Regions from separate parts of the Homo sapiens genome. Here region 1 is linked to region 2. The links are chromatin contacts, found by Hi-C or POLR2A ChIA-PET in ENCODE. All regions are on one chromosome and are shown on one strand. The core of a region is the stretch at or near the end of the contact, and the rest is flanking DNA. Distances in the headings are between cores, read along the strand shown. Region 1 overlaps IL16 (interleukin 16). Region 2 has its middle 22 kb from the start of TLNRD1.

Region 1 (4,006 bases), core at 1,047-3,546, 260 kb after region 2:
AGCCCAACTGGTGTCTCCTCTGAGGCCTGAAGTAGCCATCCCTCACTTTCCAGCACATTCTGCGTACATTCACCACATAATACTTATCACTCTTAGATACTGTCCTCTCTTCTCATCTAGCTCCCTCCTTCCCTCCTTCCCTTCCTCCCTCCTTCGCTCCTTCCTTCCTAGTCTTTCCCCACTATTCCTTGCCTGCCTTGGTCACTGTTCTGACCCTAGAGCGGTGCCTGCACACAACGACTACTCTGTGAATACGGGTGGGATGAAAGCTGTAATAACCAGGGGGCCATGTCTGTGGCACCCAATCGACGAGTAGGCCCCCTGGGAAAGCTCAGTCCCGGTCTCCCCACCCCGCCCTGTTCTGCTTCCAGAGGCCGGCGTGGGCCTGGGCATCGGCCTGTGCAGCGTTCCCTACTTCCAATGCATCTCTGGCATTTTCGTCCACACGCTGTCACCAGGATCCGTGGCGCACCTGGACGGACGTCTCCGGTATGTCCTCACTTCTGTTTCTGAATATACCCCCGACTTACAACCAGGAAAGAAATACCTTAGAATGTCGGGAGATTGATTTGGACATGAGCTATAAAGAATGATCTTGTGGTGGAGATCAGCCGCTCCGCCCGCCAGGACACCCCCTGTTGTGGGCACTGGCTGGGGAGGGGCAGGCCTCCTTCCTGCCCCCCAGGACACTCTTGGGAGATGCATTTGCAATCTGGCTCAGAGGGAGGGAGTGAGGCTTTGCACCCCAGCCCCTCTCCAGGCCACTGGGAGGGTGGGTGCTGGCTGAGCCCCCAGGGCTAGCAGGAGCGGGGTGGACAGGGTCTTTGTTCTCAGCTCCCACAGCAGAGCCAGGTGTGGGTCCTGCCAGGACCAGACCGAGGTGGGGCGGCCTAAATACCACATCCCGCTGTGGCCAGCACACCCCTGACCCTGCACACATTTGTAACCCTGAGAAATTCCAGGGCTGGGCCGGGAGGCAGAGAAGCTGGAGGGGATGTCTGAGGCCATACCCAGTGGGCTGGTTCAAGCCTGTGGCTGGAGCTGGGGTCTGTTTATCTAATAAAGCCCCACAGGTGCCTCAAAAAAAAAACCCCAAAAACCAAACAAACAAAAAAAAGAGAATGATCTGGGCATAGCTCAGAGCCGTGTTCCTCAAAGTGTGGTCTGGACCAGCAGAATCAATGTCAACTGGGAACTTGTTAGAAATGTGGAATCTCAGACGCCCGGACCCAGACCTGCTGAACGAGGACCTGCATTCTAACAAAATCCCCATGAATGTGTATGCATGTTACAGCTTAAGAAGCATCGTCTCAGAGAATGCCAGTCCAACATAGAAAACACACTTTAATTAAGATTTAACTAATATTGAATTTACAATGACATAAATAGGAGCTTTGATGAGGTTAATCTATGAATTCTATATGGAAATGGTGGCTTAATGACAAAAATATTAGTAAGTTGGGCACCATGGTTCACACCTATAATCCCAGCGCTTTGGGAGGCTGAGGCGAGTGAATGGCCTGAGCTCAGGAGTTCAAGACCAGCCTGGGCAACATGGCAAAACCCATCTCTACTAAACATAAAAATTAGCCAAGTGTGGTGGCACCTTCCTGTAATCCCAGTTACTTGGGAGGCTGAGGCAGGAGGCTCACTTGAGCCAGGGAGGCAGAGGTTGCAGTAAGCCAAGATCGCACCATTGCACTTCAGCCTGGGCAACAGAGCAAGACCCTGTCTCAGAAAAAAAAAAAAAAAAAAAGAGAGAGAGAAGATATCAGTAAGAGAAATACAGGTTCTTTCTCCCATAAACAATATATTTCTGGGTACTCCAGATATATTTTTTATAAATAATTTCTAAGAGAAGTTCAAATCTAATTTCTTTCAATAACTGATCTGGATTTGATTTAAAAATTTATCCTATTTAATTTGTTACAATACTTTGCACTCTAACATTTGTGTATAGTGCAAATATATCATCTCTCACTGGTTTTGGGTTTTCCTAAATCAGGAGAGTTTTGCCATCCTTTTAAAGGGTTTCCTACAATTGCAGTGTATGGAAAAGCCATCCCTGCTTATGATGCTGTCTCTCTGGAGCTTCTGAATTAGAAAGGGATTTGCTGTTATCTGCGGGAGGGTGGCAGGTGATTTGCTGAGCTGCTCTGCTGGTTTGTGGCACATACTGCAGGTTCCATGTGGTTGTCTTGGTCCTAGTACCCTCGGACAGAGAGTACCTCCTTCTTAGATCTGCAGTGGAGTAGGGATTGTTCTGGAAGCTTCTGCTTTCCTTAGCATCTGGTGCTATACAACCATGGCCTTCAGTTACAGCAGTAAAAAGGAAGCAAGGGTGAAGGAGGATGAACTCAGCAGAAGGAAGTCACAGAACACAGCAGGGGACACAGGGAAATCAGCCTCAGGAGGCTAGAGTTCCAATCCTGGACCTGCTGATGACCAACTAGGCCAGGGGTCTGCAAACTGGGGCCTATCACTGTTTTGGTTTTGTTGTTGTTGTTGTTTTAATAAAATTATATTGGAACAAAGCCATGCTCATTTGTTTATGCCTCGTCTATGGCCACAGCTGTCATGCTATTAATATAACAGCAGAGTTGAATAGTTTCGATAAAGACAGTATGGCAAAGCATGCAACACCAAAAATATTTACTCTCTGGCCCTTTGCAGAAAAAGTTTGTCAATTCCTGAGCAGACCTAGATCAGGGAAATCTATTCAACCTCTGCAACTCAATTTCCCTATCTAGGTCGGGAAGGGGACTGGATTATACAAATCTTCCATGTATCTATGTGACCCCGTGTTTCCTACCTTTTTTTTTTTTAAGGTTTAGGTTGCTATTAACTCCCTTCCCACCTCACAACTAGAATGAATGCCATCACCTTTTCTCCTTATTTCTTTTTGCAAGAATCTCAACTGCTCTCCTGTTGAGTTATTTTTTCTCTGCCTTTTAGCACATGTAGGATGTTAGGTCCGATATTCAACATCCTGTGTGTGCTATGTTAGATCCAATCCTTCCTTCTAACTAGTCTACTTATGGGAACACAGAGGCCCAAGGAGAGGATGTGGTGGATTAAATCCTGGTTAATTGTTATTTAGTTGAATTGGCTAACCCACACCCTCAGTCTTTAATGGGCATAGTTAAATGTGAAAAGAAGGAGGAAAGTTACAGATGAACTTTTGTTAATGTTGACCCACTGTAAATAGGAAATGTCTGCTGCTTTGTGGTTGTACGGTAAGGGGGTATGGGATATGCTACTTTGGTCTGCCCTGTTCTGAGTTTTGGTCTGGTGGCTAGTGGGGTCTACTTATTCATGTGATTTTTATATCTCATCAAACAGCCCAGCCAGGAGTGGGCCCCTGGGGCAGTGACTGTTCAAATGTCTCATTGATTCACTTACTGATGGCTTCTTATTGATGCTTGCACAGGTGTGGGGACGAGATTGTGGAAATCAGTGATTCCCCTGTGCACTGCCTGACGCTCAATGAAGTCTACACGATCCTGAGTCACTGTGATCCCGGTCCAGTCCCCATCATTGTTAGCCGACATCCAGACCCACAGGTAACACCCACTGGGTTATCCTCTTCTTCTCAGGCTCACTCGTTCAGTACCAAAATTGGAACAAGAAATAGATGAAAACAGAGATGTTGCTGGCTGGGTTTGTACCTGAATTCCCAAGAATCCCTTCCAAGTTTCTGTAGTAAGAATTGTCTGCAGCAGAGGTCCACTAACAAACTCCTAGATATCAGAGGCAATTGACATTAACTTAGGGAAGCTCTTACAGCTGAGTTATAAGCTCTGGGGCAGGAAAGTAGAGACCCAGGGTCCCAGCTAGTAGACCAAGAAATTTATTCATTTATGCGTCTAGTAGGTACCCACTGTGGGAATGTCTGGAGGTAGGTACTGAAGATACAGAGGCAAGTTCATAGCACACAGTCCTGCCCTGCAGAAGCTCACAGTATCAATAAAGAGCCTGACATACAAATAATTGCAAAACAGAGATG
Region 2 (3,735 bases), core at 1,118-3,617:
TTCTTTGGAGGATAATTGTAATAACAAGCACTTTAATCTTAGATGCTGTGTTTAAAAAGGAATAGCCCTCCCTCCCCATCTTTCCCAAGACTCCAGTGCATTTTTCCCTCTGCCACAAACTTGCATCTGTTTCCCCTTACAGTTTTCTGTTTTCATTAGGATGCTTTAGGATGAACCAGATAAGGCCTTACCTCACATAACAGTTGATCAAAGCTGGTAGTTTGGAGCCTCAAGTGCATTTTGCCTGTGGAAAACGTACTAGAACTGCTGCTTAGAATCCTCAGGCAACCCGCACATCTTCGTGCACCAAAATGTGGCTCGGCTGTAGCACAGAAGCTCTTCTCCGTGTTGGCAGCAAAAGACGGTGGAAATGGAAATGGCCAGTTTGCAGAGAGAAACAGTGACTCTAGCCAGGCCCCTGAGTTGGGAAATGGGAGAATTTGTCTTCAGCATCATCTTCCTTGTAATTTCGTATCCTTTGCCCCAGGCTTTCCTAATAATAACTGACACCTACATGATACTTTCTATGTTCTAGGTGCATTTCCAAGCACTTAGAATTGTTCCTTTGTATCTGTGGGGGATTGATTCCAGGACCCCCTTGGATACTAACATCCCTGGATGCTCAACTCCCTGATGTAAAATGGTGTTGTATTTGCATATAATCTGTGCACATCCTCCTGTATACTTTATTATTATCATTTTGAGATGGAGTCTTATTCCATCACCCAAGCTGGAGTGTAGTGGCACGATCATGGCTCACTGTAGTCTCGACCTCTAGGGTCTCAGGTGATCCTCCCACTTCATCCTTCTGAGTAGCTGGAACTACAGGTGCAGGCTACCACATGGGGCTAATTTTTATATATTGCAGATTAATTTTGCAGATTGATAATTTACCACCAGCATGTGAATGACTCATACATATAGTCTTCATCTTCACAGATTAGCTTCTATTTTTTTTGTAGAGATGGGTTTCACCATGTTGCCCAGGCTGGTCTTGAACTTGTGGGCTCAAGCCTTCTGCCTGCCTTGGACTACAGAAGTGCTGGGATTATAGGCGTGAGCCACTGCACCCAGCCCTGTATACTTTAAATCATATCTAGATTACTTATAATACCTACTACAATGTAGATGTTATGTAAATAATTGTTATACCGTGTTGTTTAGGGAATAATGACAATATAAAAAAGTCTCTACTTGTTCAGTTCAGACATCAGACATCATTTTTTCTTTTCTTTTCTTTTCTTTCTTTCTTTCTTTTTTTTTTTTTTTTTTAAAGAGTCTCACTCTGTTGCCCAGGCTGGAGTGCAGTGGTGGATCTTGGCTCACTGCAACCTCTACCTCCTGGGTTCAAGGGATTCTCCTGCTTCAGCCTCCTGAGTAGCTAGGACTACAGGCATGCACCATCATGCCCAGCTAATTTTTGTATTTTTAATGGAGACGGGGTTTCACCATGTTGCCCAGGCTGGTCTTGAACTCCTGACCTCAAGCGATCCACCTGCCTTGGCCTCCAATAGTGCTGGGATTACAGGTATGAGCCACCACACCCAGCCCAGACATCATTTTTTCTTTCAAATATTTTCTGTCTGCAGTTCGTTGAACCCACAGATATGGAGCCCACAGATACAGAGGGCTGACTGTATACATTAACTCATTTAATCCTCATGATAACCCTAGGCGCGTTGGCTCACACCTGTAATCCCAGCACTCTGGGAGGCCAAGGCGGGTGGATTACCTGAGGTCAGGAGTTTGAGACCAGCCTGGCCAACATGGTGAAACCCCGTCTCTACTAAAAAATACAAAAAATTAGCCGGGTATGGTGGCAGGCACCTGTAATCTAAGGTACTTGGGAGGCTGAGGCAGGAGAATCGCCTGAACCCCAGAGGCGGAGGTTGCAGTGAGCCAAGATTGCGCCATTACACTCCAGCCTGGGCAACAAGAGCAAAACTCCATCTCAAAAAAAAAAAAAAGAACGTAAGGAAGCAAAAAATGTGAGGGAGTTTTTACGCATGGAGGGTTAATAAACTCAAGATGGCAGGGGTTCACAAAAGCCCATAGAACATACTGTCTATTTATTGGGCTCTTGCTATGTACTACACACTTTACATACATCCTCATTTCATACAGTACCTTGATGAAATATGCACATTTAAGAATCAGAGTCTAACAGACCTTAGGCAAGTTGTCCGAGGTCGTACAGCGGATGGGTGGCAGAGCCAGAATTTGGACCCAGGACTCTTTTGACTCCAGCATTTGCAATCTCAAATAGTGTTTCATCGGCCTTTTTATGGCTTGTGGATGACTATTGTTGTGAGGAGGATCAACGGTGCAGGGTCAGAAATGCAGTTTTGACTCCTATTGTTGGCAGTCAAATTACTGCTTGCTTCTGCTAATTTGCTTCCTGTCCTGCTTAGGCTGCAACCAGGGCAGAGTTTCGTTCGCTCCCTGGGCAGCTGTCCTGCCAGCATTACCTCATTCCATCTTGAACCCTCCCGCAGCCCAACAGGGAAGGGCTGAGAAGCACGTGGCCCAGGACAGAAGGCCAGGAACGAACTGCCTCACCAGGGACTCTAGCCTTGATTCTCTGAAAAAATGTGGTTTGCTCAGAGAAGCTTTTACCCAAGAGGAAGGAAAACTACGGCAATCGAGTTTCAGCTGACCTTAAAACCCCTGTGATCTTAGTCCCCGTCATTTAGTGAATTCTGCATATTACTCAGCTTCTCCATTGTGTAGCTGGAGGAAATATTCATGCTGTGTCATCTTTGGTAGTCAGTGGGCAGTTTTCTCCCTGCCGAGTTTACTTTTTTTGCATTTTGAAGTTCAAGATCAGGTTGGGTGTTTGAGTGATCTACGTCTGGGAGCCAGAGGAGGTTTTGTATTCAATGGTGACCAGCATGTGTTCCCAGCCTAAGCATGAATGAAAACAGTTCAGAACATTTTTTTCCTCTCCAGCTCCTTTCAAGGGGCACGTGCCCATAAGGCCAACCCTGAATGATTTGGGCAAGTAAGTATGGACAGCCAAACTCAGAGGAGAGAGGAATTGGATGAGGCTAATGTCAAGGTCTTATCGGGAAGGCTAAAGAAACCTGAGTTGGTCCTGGGAAGAATGAGCAAGATGGAGTGGGCTTGGGCTTTCTCTCCTGCTTGGGGTTGCAGGCAGAAGCCACAAGAGTGTGCTGACAATGAGGGAGGAGGGGACCATCTGGCTGGAGAATTGGCTCATTAGGGAGCACAGACTGGACGAAGTTGGAAGGGACGTGTGGCCTGATTTTTAAAAGGGCGGCCTGAGTGCCATGCAGAGAAGCTGCATTTTATCGCGGACTTGATGATGGTGGACTGGAAGTTTAAAAGGAGGATTATGATGAAAGCAGAGATCCAGAGCAAACACTTTAAAGGAGCTGGATGGGACAGACAGGAAGCAGGGAGCCCAGAGAGGCCATGATTTCATTCATAACAGGTCTGAGGGGTTGAGGCCCTGACTGGGGAAGTTAAGCAGGATGGGAGGAGACAAACGCCAGCCACACAGAAGAAAGATCCTACGAAGCCAGACTGTGGTGGAGGCAGGGGGAAGGAGGGGTTGGACACCTCCGAGGTGCTGCTGCGAAATCACTAACAGAAAAGAGGCTTTGATTTAGAGGTGAATGGTAAACTTTTCCTTTTTCTAAGTAAACTTTTAATTCAAGCGTAACATATATACAAGTGCACAAATCATGGGTATAAATGTCGATGAATCTTCGC

What was found. A loop is a pair of places that touch in the nucleus more often than their neighbours do. ChIA-PET counts read pairs that join two places held with the same protein, here RNA polymerase II (POLR2A). Pooled maps may share reads with other maps.
Region 1: a pooled map shows a loop between it and region 2 (3-fold over the local background). The contact joins two enhancer-like sites. A Hi-C loop is called at or near these places in 1 of 168 maps with a recorded cell type or tissue (GM12878), 28 of 37 single-sample maps with no recorded cell type and 12 of 50 pooled maps. POLR2A ChIA-PET finds 5 or more read pairs at or near these places in 3 of 52 experiments (B cell, K562 and activated T-cell).

What each region holds. Positions count from the first base shown.
Region 1 is chr15:81,282,268-81,286,273 of GRCh38, forward strand. IL16 (interleukin 16) reads left to right here. Exons shown (of 19, transcript NM_172217.5): 9 at 372-489; 10 at 3,431-3,563. Among named protein-coding and RNA genes, the nearest start is that of STARD5, 40 kb to the right of the region's middle. Within about 2 kb of position 2,297, at least 4 of the 41 ENCODE cell types and tissues checked have a DNase peak (open chromatin) inside an H3K27ac peak, as active enhancers do; they include B cell, where a contact is called at or near this core.
Region 2 is chr15:81,021,189-81,024,923 of GRCh38, forward strand. No RefSeq gene overlaps it. Among named protein-coding and RNA genes, the nearest start is that of TLNRD1, 22 kb to the left of the region's middle. RefSeq lists enhancers at 2,162-2,311, 3,320-3,614. Within about 2 kb of position 2,368, at least 26 of the 41 ENCODE cell types and tissues checked have a DNase peak (open chromatin) inside an H3K27ac peak, as active enhancers do; they include B cell, where a contact is called at or near this core.